Regions from separate parts of the Homo sapiens genome. Here region 1 is linked to region 2. A link is a contact called in ENCODE Hi-C or POLR2A ChIA-PET data. All regions are on one chromosome and are shown on one strand. The core of a region is the stretch at or near the end of the contact, and the rest is flanking DNA. Distances in the headings are between cores, read along the strand shown.

Region 1 (5,223 bases), core at 593-3,092, 740 kb before region 2:
TAATGCAAATATTCCAAACCAAAAAAAAAAAAAAAAAAAAAAAAAAAAAAAAAAAAACTGAAATTCAAAACACTTCTGGTCCTAAGCATTTCAGATAAGAAATACAACCTATAATACAACAAATACATTCACCCTTTAACCTACCAAGCCCGCTTTCAGGAACTTATCCTGGAAGATACACATCCATAACTTAGGTAAAAAGCTGACAAGAAATGTTATTAATATAAATCAAAGCATTGGGCTAACAAGGCCAGAACCTACTGATCATCTTCACACCGCAAAAAGAAACAAGCACAGAGTGGTGCCTCCTGATGGAAGTAACACCACCACCTAAAAACATTCTTACTAAAAAAAGAAAAGAAATCCAACTTGAATCAGATCAAGCCTCTCAAACTATTACGCCCATTTGCATAAATAACAAGAGACAGAGGAACACGTTCAATGACATCATGTGAATTTCAGCAGCAAAACCCAACATTAGGGAAATTCTATAGGACAACCAAATTACTTTCTCCAACAAATAAGCTGTCAGGGGAAAAAAAGGAGGGAGAGTAGAAAAGAAAAGACGTAAGAGACACATCAACCAAAGGCACTCTGTGGCCCAAACTGGACCCAAACACCTGAAGAAATGCAAGAGCTCACTGGACACAAGATGCCTAGTAAATGGGGTACAGGGATTAGAGTTATTTTCAAAAGGAGTCCATAACTTTAGGAGACATATTTATGGATTAAATGGGATTCTGGCATTTGCTTCAATAAGGCCGTGAGAGCTTAGCAGATGGGGTGGGGTCACCACCGAAACAAGATTGGCAATTGTGCAGGTTAAATGGGGTGAGGGGTACAGGAAGGTTTCAGTATACTATTCTCTCTGCTTTTGTGTTTGATATTTTCCATCATTAAAAGCTTACATGTGTACACTTCACATAGATACACATAAAACACACATCTGTGTACATATTCTATCATTAACCCAGCGAACATATCTGTGGCCAATTCCTCTCTACAACAATCAACAACATATATAGATTTAAAGTAAAATACAAAAGGTTCTTTTTTCCTTACTTGGACCCAAGTGTAATGATGAATTTCCTTGCTAGCCAGGAAATTCACCAAGATAAACAAGGCAAGCTTAAAATGTTATAAGCAGCCAAACTCCTAGTGAGGTGCTCTGGAAAAGAATACACTGGATATTCTGGGAAGCAAGAACAGCAGGAAATTTTCTGGAGGAAAATCTCAGGCCACTGCCTTAAGCAATGTTGGTGATAAAATCAGAGATGCTTCATGTTTAGGTATAACAGCTCACCTGCTATCTGTACGTATAGTCAGGATTTCCCAGTAGAGATGGGGTAATCACATTTTCAATGCTTGAAAAGGCCTTCTAAAATTTCTCAATTAAAAAAATATACATTTGCATGATTCAATCCAAACCTAAACACCCAATGTTCAATACCAGAAAAATAATGAGGCTGTTTTCATCTCATAAGCTGTGGAACTCAGAGAAAGGCTACCAGATTATCTTCCACTTACAAAAATATTTTAAGAGTGGCACGGGTGCCTGGGTTTTCTCTTCTTCCTGTGAGGCTGTGTCTGTCCCAGAATAAAGTAAACATGCACAGTAACAACGCAGCGTCAGACAGAGCCAAGGCAACGTGCCCATTAAACAACAGCTCTGGGCAGCTCCCTCCTGAAAGCTAACTTGCCCCTGGTCAGGCATGAGGTGGGGTGGGCCCCTCAGGACCAAGGCCAGGTCCAGAGCCTTCCCCAGGCCACTCCTTGGCCTCCAGGGGGAGGGCGGGTATTCTCATGAGCTCAGGCAGACAGGAGGAGCCTCCCCTTGGCAAGTGGCAAGTTTACAATTGCTGTTCCCAAGCGTGGGATCTTGATAATGAAAGCAGAAAGACAATCCAAACAGCACTGGCCCGCCTCTCTTCCAGGAGCACAACTTGCGCTCCGTTTTGGCCGCAGGTGTTAAGTTAAAATTCTCGTTATTCTGGCTCCTGCTTCTCTGTCTAATGCCCCTAGGGAAACAGAGGCTGCCTTTTCCTATTCTTGAAACCACTGCAACTACAAAAGATGAATTCACATCCTAGCCATGCTAAGGAGAAGGGGGTTTTCTCAGTCAGCAGTACGTTTCAGTTTCTAAATCAGTCCATCTACAGCTGACACTGCTATATGGCCTTTGTCTTCAAATAAGGAAATGGAGTTCACCAGAACGATGGAGCCAAGGCAAAGCAACGGGCGCTGAGCCCAGCAACCCACTACAGAAACCATGGCCATGAGGGAAGTGCCAGACGTGGCTCCCTGCTGATGCTCAGGGATCCTGAGCAAACTCAGACTCTTCCTGAACCCCAGTCACCTTCCTCAGAGCTGCAAATGAGAATGACATTAACTGCAACCTCCGGCACACACAATGACTAACATTAAAACCACCTACTGGGCCGGGCGTGGTGGCTCATGCCTGTAATCCCAGCACTTTGGGAGGCTGAGGCAGGCGGATCACCTGAGGTCAGGAGTTCGAGACCAGCCTGACCAACATGGTGAAACCCGGTCTCTACTAAAAATATAAAAATTAGCTGGGCATGGTGGCGTGTGCCTGTAATCCCAGCTACTTGGGAGGCTAAGACAGGAGAACTGCTTGAACCCAGGAAATGGAGGTTACAGCGAGCCAAGATTGCACCACTGCACTCCAGCCTGGGTGACAAAGACTCCCCATCTCAAAAAAAAACCAAAAAAAAACAAACAACTACATATTGTCCAGAGACACTGTATCACAATGAGAGACAGCTACAGTGTGGCCTAATGAAGGTAGAAAATTCACCTCAAATCCAACTAGGTAGTCCTAATAACTTTTGGTGACCTGTCACAAATCAAATGATTTGTTTCTGCTTATTCTTTATCCACCACCTTAGCCAAAGTGACACAGGATGACACTGCCACAGCACACACAGTCGCATCTGAGGAGGTGTTGGAGTATCTGGAGGCTGGCTGGAGTGGGGGGCTAAAAGGACAAAACACACGTCGGTGCATTTGGAAAGCACTCTGGCCTATGCACCGCATGAATGACAAAACCAGCAGCCGGTTAGTTGGAAAAGAAGCTTGATTTGCTTAAGACAAAACTAAAGAAGAGGCCGGGAACGGTGGCTCATGCCTGTAATCCCAGCACTCTGGGAGGCCGAGGCGGGCAGATCGCCTGAGGTCAGGAGTTGGAAACCAGCCTGGCAAATGTGGCAAAACCCCATCTCTACTAAAATACAAAAATTAGCCAGGCGTGGTGGCGGGCACCTGTAATCCCAGTTACTGGGGAGACTGAGGCACGAGAATCACTTGAACCTGGGAGGGGGAGGTTGCAGTGAGCCAAGATCACACCACTGCACTCCAGCCTGGGCGACGAGAGCAAGACTCTGTCTTAAAAAAAAAAAAAAAAAAAGCTAAAGAAGAAGCTGTGCTAATACTAACTAGGGTTAATAAAAGGAAGCTCTGACTGTAGATCCAAAATGCACACAAACACATAGCTGGGTAATGGTAGATAATTACATCTGTACCTCACATTCCTTTATTACCTCCCCATAAAGAGCAGTGCTGCAGTCACGTGTGTCACCTCATGCATCTGCATGCAGGATGAAAGACGGCAACATGGTGCCCACCTGCGTCAGTAACAGTAACCACACAGAGTTGGACTAATTGTTTCGGGCTGGGCATGTACCAGGTGCTGGTGCTGTCCTCAGTATAACTGAGCACAGTGATTGCTGTTATGGACTGTGTGTTTGTGTGTCCTCCAAATTCTTATGTTGCAGCCTTACCCTCTAATGTGATGGCATTTGAAGGTGGGGCCTTTGGGAGGTGATTAGGGTTAGATGAGGTCACAGGGTGGGACCCCATGATGGGATTAGGAAAAGGAAGAGAGAACAGAGTTTTTGCTCTCTTAGCCATGAGAGGAAACTGCGACAAGATGGTCATCTGCATATCAGGAATCGGGCCCTCACCAGGAACCAAATATTGGACCTCCAGCCTCCAGAACTGTGAGAAACAAATATCTGCTATTCAAGTCACCCAGTCTATGGTATTTGTCATAGCAGCCCGAGCTGCCTAAAACAATCACCATTTGCAGATGAGAAAAGTAGGTGCAGAAGGCGTGCGGCACATGCGCAAGTTCAGCAAGGAAAGCCAGTGAATGGAGAGAACGGCTCAGCAAACCTTCAGACCCACACCAGCACCATTTCTCAAACACCACCTTTAGTTCATGAAACCTGCAGACTCGATACAGCTCACTAATTGTAAACAATTCATCCCCAATCTCTTAGTAGGGATAACGTTCTTATTGTAAAAATGAGAACAGGAGGAAGACCTACAGACTGGAATGTCCAAAGGAGCTTTCCGTGATGATGGAAATCTGTCACCTATGGTGTTCAATACAGTAGCCACCAGCACGGTGGTTCTCCACTGGGAGCAAATGTGTACTTTAGGGGACACTTGGCAATGTCTAGAAACATTATTGGTTGTCACAATACAGGTGGAAGGTGCTACTGGCATCTAGCGGGTAAAGAGTAAAGACAACATTCTTTGTGTTTTTGTTTGTTTGTTTGTTTTTGAGAGACAGTCTCGCTCTGTCGCCCAAGCTGGAGTGCAATGGCGCAATCTCGGCTCACTGCAACTTCGGCCTCCCAGGTTCAAGCGATTCTCCCTGCCTCAGCCTCCCGAATAGCTGGGATGACAGGTGCCCGCCAAGCGATTCTTGTGCCTCAGCCTCCCGAGTAGCTGGGATTACAGGCATGCACCACCACGCCTGGCTAATGTTTGTCTTTTTAGTAGAGATGGGGTTTCACCATGTTGGCCAGGCTGGTCTTGAACTCCTGACCTCAGGTGATCTGCCCGCCTTGGCCTCCCAAAGTGTTGGGATTACAGGCGTGAGCCACCAGGCCTGGCCAAGACAAGACAATTCTACAGTGCATAGGATAGTCCCCCCAAGACAAGAATGATCCAGCCCCAAATCCCACTAGTGCTAAGTGGTGGAGAAAACCTGCACTAGCCACATGTCACTACTGAGTACTTCTGATGTGACTACTGAGACTGGGAAACTAAACTTTTAATTTTCTTTTACTTTAAATGTCAATTTTAGAACAAAAAATTTAAAAGACTAAAACTAAGAAAAAGTCAAATTTAAATGTAACTAGCCATGAGTGTCTTGCACAGCTATAGTAAACGTGCATAAACATAAAAATAAAG
Region 2 (5,616 bases), core at 1,444-3,943:
GGGAACATTTCCACTCCCCACCGCCAATATTTAGGCTTTGCAGGACATCCCCAGAATGTGGCGGGCAGTGCTTTGGGAGAGAGGGCTCCTCCCGAGGCTCTGGGATATTAGGATATTGGCGATGCCCCCCCCCCAGACACCTGGAGCACCCCCTACTGTCCTGTTTTGCTCACCCTCTTTTCTTTTCTTTCTTTTTTTTTTTTTTGTTGAGATAGGGTCTCGCTTTGTCACCCAGGCGTGAGCACAGTGGCACGATCATGACTTACTGCAGCCTCAACCTCCCAGGCTCAAGCAATCCTCCCACCTCAGCTTCCCAAGTAGCTGTCACCCTCTTTTCTGACATAAGGTCTAACTAAGGTCAAGAATCAGCTTTAGGCTTGGAAACTTGGCCAATGTTTTCTGCCTTTAACTCTAGAAAGTTTCAGACAGGAATTCCAAACAACCCCAGTGCAGGCAATGGCAACAGACGGACCCATGGTGCAGAGGAAACTGTATTCATTTCTTGCACTGAAGCTAGTGAAGAAAAAGGTGACTTATGTGACTACACAATGGGGAATAACTTAGGATACCGTCCTTAAATGTTAAACAAGAGGAATACTGTGCAAGAGGGATATGGTTACTACATTCTGGCATATACAATTCCACGCGGTGGAATTTAAGCCCTCATTTAAAGTATAATTTTGAAAAATATTTAGTGACCTAGAAAAATATTTATTTTTTAATACTAGGTAACCAAATCGGAATGCTGAACTATTTATACAGAGTGAGCCCGATTTTATTATTTACCTCACCTCCATCCTCAACTCCCATTTTTGGATGGGAAAATTCTTCCACACAGAGGAAAACGACAGGCACGTCGTGAATGCAAACGTCAACGTTGGTTTTCTCTGGGAATTTTTATTTTCTTGGACAGAAAAGTGGCTACACTTTGTTTTTTATTAGGAAGAGAAGCCGCTTTAACATCTAAGTAGTGAAGCCACAGCGAAGTGAAGAAGCCCCTTCACCCATCAGATGGCTTAAGAACGTCATCCTGGCGTCTTCCAAAACTCCTCGAATCCCCTCCTGCCGTGATGACACAGAATCAGAGGCTTCCAGGGGTACGCTTAGGGGGCATCTGATGCGCAGGTGCACACGGCAGCTACTGAGCCCCAACTCTGGAGTGTTCTTACTCAGGGATTTAATTATAGGACGGGGTCGTCAGGAGCAGGTCTCCCACTGCCCTGCAGGAACCCTTTTTGACCTTCAGTAGAGACAGAGCCCTAAAACTTTGGGCCTGATTTTCCCTTCCCCAACTCCTCCTCGTGCCCTTCCCAGGCACTTCCTCACCCCCAGAGACTCCCTTCTTTACCTCTGTCCCCAAGTCCCTCTCCACCCAGGCCTTCTCAAGGGCTCCCCCGCAGCAGGACCCCTCTGCCGTCCCCTTTCCTGTTTCAGAGTGTCGCGGCGTTCTGGGAACCACAGCACCCCCCAACAGCCCTGAGATCCCCGGGGGAGGACCCGGTGAACCTGAGCCGTGTTTTGGGAGCACAGGGAGACACCCGCGCGGGCGGCCGGCGGCGTGGGGGCGGGGCGCTGCGAGTGCGCAGCTCTTCTAAGGTCCTCGGTAATTCTTTCCCAGTCCACGTAGGGCGCTGGCACAGACCGGCCCCGAGTCTGATCCTGGGGGAGGGGAGGAGAAGAGAGGGGAGGGGAGGGGAGGAGGCTGGAAGACTAAGAGGGAGGAGGGAGGCTGTGGCCTAAACTCCAATGCAGGGAGAGGAGGCTAGGAGGGGGGAGGGAGGGACAGAGAGGGGATGAAAAGCAGAGGAGGAGGGGGAAGGGGAGGAGAAGGAGGAGAGAGGGGTGCAAAACGGAGGAGGAGGGGGGAGGAGGGAGGGGGTGAAAAGCAGAGAAGGATGGGGAGGGGAGAGGTGGAGGGGAGAAGGAGGGGGAGGGTAAAAAGCAGAGGGGGAGGGGAGGAAGAGGGAGGGGTGAAAGCAGAGGGGGAGGGAAGGAGGGAGGGGGTGAAAGCAGCGGGGGAGGGGGAGGGGAGGTGGGAAGGAGCAGGGGGAGGGTAAAAAGCAGAGGGGGAGGGGAGGAGGAGGGAGGGGGTGAAAAGCAGAGGGGGAGGGGAGGAGGAGGGAGGGGGATGGGAGGTGAGGGAGGGAGGACAAGGGGAAGTGAAAAAGGGAGGAGGGGGAGGGGAAGTGAAAGAGGGAGAAGCGGGAGGGGAAGTGAAAGAGGGAGGAGGGGGAGGGGCGCCACCCAGCCTCTTTCCGGAGGAGACTCATTTAGATGCAATGGCCAATTTTTTTTTTTTTAAACCAGACTGTATAAATTTACAGTTTCCTTTTCAGCTGAAGCAGACAATGTTAAAACACATTAGATTTTCTGTTTCGGAATGCAAATTAAACATAGGCAAGCTCTTGGAAGGCTTCATTGAGGGCTTGAGAAAATAGGAGATTGAAAACGTCGATGCTTGAGTAAGGCAAGAGATTTTAGCCTTGCAGCAATGTGGTCGTGTGTGTGTTTACTTAAAAAGAGAAAATTGCTTAATAATAAAACGGCCCTAGTCTTCCTTGAACATAACAGGAAGCACTGCTTAAAAAAACATTTATTTCTTTTTTTTTTTACAGCCACCATTTATTTGTCGGTGCACAGGGAGGGGGTGCCGTTGAGGCAGGGTTGGGGTAGTCACCCAGGCACTCCCCAAAGCCTGCTCACCCGGCCCCTCCAACCCCAAGGAGTGGAATCTAGAAGCAGCCCCTAGGGGCTCTCCCCTCTAATCTAGAAATGACTTTCCTAAACAGCTGTCACTATAAACTAGGTTCCTTTCTGTTCTCTGTCCCCTTTTTTCACCCCCAAAGCAAAAACAACAAAAACACAACCTAATAGAAAAGCCCCTCCCGCCGCAACTAAAAACAAGCAGAACACTCGCCCCAAATTCTGTTTCTGCTGTTCCTGCCCCCGTTTATAGGAGCCTTGTGGGCTATTTTCTGCTCTTTTCTCCCCCTGGAGAGTTATTTAAGTCCTTTAAATGCCATTCTGTGCACACATAACTTAAAAATGGTCTGGCACGGGGGAAAAGTTGGCAAATGTCTAGTTCACAATCTGTTGGGTTATGTGAAGCCAGATTCAGTAAAAACTCTATTGGCTTCCGGAGCCAGGTTATGCAACATCTTAAAAGGGTTTGGGGATGTGTCTGTAGGAGGGGGAAGGGGGACCTGAGAGGGGAAATACCGAGCTGGGTGTCACATGTAAGTTTGCTATACTGGGGATGGCCGTGGACACAGACGGGTGTAGGGAGCTGCACCATTTCAGTCTTAAGAGCAAGAAGCCCCCCTGCATTTTAACTGTGTGGGCTTTGAAAATAGGGGTGAGGGGACCAAAAGGCCTTCCCGGGCCATGAGTTCCTGTAGGGTCTCCACGTTGAGATGGCGAGTGGGGGATGGGCCCGTATGAGCCGGCTAGGGCTGCCATGCCAGAGTAGCAGACAGGGATTCCCTCACATTCTGGAGGCCACATGTTTGAAACCCAAGTGTCACAGGGCTGCTTTCTCCCGCAGCCCCTCTCGGTGGCTTGTAGACGGCCTGTATCCTCCCATGGTCGTCCCTCTGTGTGTGCCTGTGTCCTCATCGCCTCTTCTTATAAGGACTCCAGTACTACTGGACCAGGGCCCACCCTAATGACCTCATTTTAATTTAATTACCTCCTTAGAGATCCTGTTTCCAAATACGGTCACATTCCAAAAGGTAGTGGGGATTAGAGCTTCAGCCCTTGAATTTTAGGGATTATTCCCCATTATGGGATGGGGAGAACACTTAGGAGGCTTGATAAGGGAAGCAGAGAGGGTGGGGAAGGAGTTTGCATCCCTTGGGCATCCAGGCCTCGGGATGCCCCGGCCCCTCAGCCCCTGGGTTTGCAGACTGGAGAGCAGGGCTGCTCCCAGGGAAGTGGGCGGGGTGGGGGCGGGGTAGCTGTTAACTGCTAGACTTGGGCCTGTCGCCCATATGACAGCTGCATTTTTAATTCTCTTTTGGAATATTCCTTCTGTATTGCAGTTTCACCATAGCCTGAGAGCCAGCTGGATAAGCTGCTAGGGACACAGGATTCCCTAGTGATAGCGCAGGGCAGCAGTGGTGTCTCAGTGTCTTGCTCACATCTGTGTGCTTGGCACCTGGGAGGGAGCCCCAGGTAATTCTGCAGACTTAAAGGAGGGGAGGAGCAAGCTCACCCTGTGGGTTTTCAAGATGCTAATTTAATCTTCGTTGTTTGTACTTGACAGAAACCACAAAGCTTGTTTATCCAAAGTAGTATCTTTTGTGGTGAAACGATTATCAGTAATTATTAAGAAACAGACGGAGTCTTCTCCTTGGCCACTGAAAAACTCAGAAATGTGGGGAGAAATATCAAAGTTGTGGATGATCTGATATCATGAATTTTCTCAGGAAGGAGATGACCAGAGGCGAAAGTGTATTGGAGCTTCCATCTCGGTGGCTTCTTTTAAGGTTTGGTTCCAAATGGTGGTGACTTCAGAGAGTTGATGATCTCAGAATGCTTTTGAATTTGCACAGCGAAGCCTTCAAGTCCTGCCTTGGCAGTTTCAACAGAAGCATAAAGGATTCAAGGAACCACAGACATGATGGTGGAGACATTTGTGGTGGTGATTTTCCTGGCAAAGCCCTGGGGGAGCCGGCTGGCTTGGTCAGCTGTAGGCAGAGTTTGTCCTTTCCCTCTGGGGGAATCCCACTTTGTCCAGGACACTCCGGAGTCCTTCGGGCCATTCACGATCTTTCCCCCTTTATTCAAGCCCACCTTTCTCTTTTTTTTTTTTTTTTTTTTTTTGAGACGGAGTCTCGCTCTGTTGCCCAGGCTGGAGCGCAGTGGCGCGATCTCGGCTCACTGCAAGCTCCGCCTCCCGGGTTCACGCCATTCTCCTGCCTCAGCCTCCCGAGTAGCTGGGACTGCAGGCGCCCGCCACCACGCCGGGCTAATTTTTTGTATTTTTTTAGTAGAGACGGAGTTTCACCGTGTTAGCCAGGATGGTGCTCATCTCTGTTTAAGGAACAGCCGAGAGTCCCTGGAGGCGCCAAGTCTTCTCTTCTATGGAACTACGCCAGCAGGAATCTCTATGAGGGTTCCTAGGAATTCCGTACCTGAGTGAATGCAGACTTTTTGCACAAACTTCCAGTAGGTGATTCACTAGAGGCCAGAGGCAGGGGAAATGGAATCATTCACTCATTCTTTCATGCCTTTTGTTTCCTGCTTCTAAACTCCTGCTTCTTTTGTGTGTATTTTATTTTGTTTGCCTTAGCTTCTTAAGTCAGGGAGGGTTGGAAGAGAAGGAAGGTGTTTGAAATATACGAGTGAGAAATGAACGGAAATTTGCTGCTTGGTGATAGCACCAAAGGAAGGTGAAAATATGTGTAGTGGACGTGGGTAGTTTTTGTCTGACTCCGTGTTCGGCCTCTATCTTTCGGTTAAAACAACTCAAGTTTTCTCTGGGGGAACACAGGCTGTTATTCTCAGTCCCTGAGATACAGAGCTCCAGCGCCGGGGGCCCAGGTCTGGCCAAACGGCATCTCATATTTCTTGTCTACGGTGACTTCTTAACCCAAATCGTGACCCAGAGACAGC

Evidence for each region. Hi-C counts contacts between places; a loop is a spot of excess contacts on that map. ChIA-PET counts read pairs that join two places held with the same protein, here RNA polymerase II (POLR2A). Pooled maps may share reads with other maps.
Region 1: a loop to region 2 is called in a pooled map, with 9 times the contacts of the local background. The contact joins two enhancer-like sites. A Hi-C loop is called at or near these places in 2 of 37 single-sample maps with no recorded cell type and 10 of 50 pooled maps. POLR2A ChIA-PET finds 5 or more read pairs at or near these places in 1 of 52 experiments (CD4-positive, alpha-beta memory T cell).

The regions. Positions count from the first base shown.
Region 1 is chrX:10,079,955-10,085,177 of GRCh38, reverse strand. All of the region lies in intron 6 of WWC3 (WWC family member 3), which reads right to left. Among named protein-coding and RNA genes, the nearest start is that of WWC3, 67 kb to the right of the region's middle. RefSeq lists an enhancer at 1,792-2,292. Within about 2 kb of position 1,842, at least 31 of the 41 ENCODE cell types and tissues checked have a DNase peak (open chromatin) inside an H3K27ac peak, as active enhancers do.
Region 2 is chrX:9,338,713-9,344,328 of GRCh38, reverse strand. No RefSeq gene overlaps it. Among named protein-coding and RNA genes, the nearest start is that of TBL1X, 120 kb to the left of the region's middle. RefSeq lists an enhancer at 2,270-2,329. Within about 2 kb of position 2,693, at least 34 of the 41 ENCODE cell types and tissues checked have a DNase peak (open chromatin) inside an H3K27ac peak, as active enhancers do.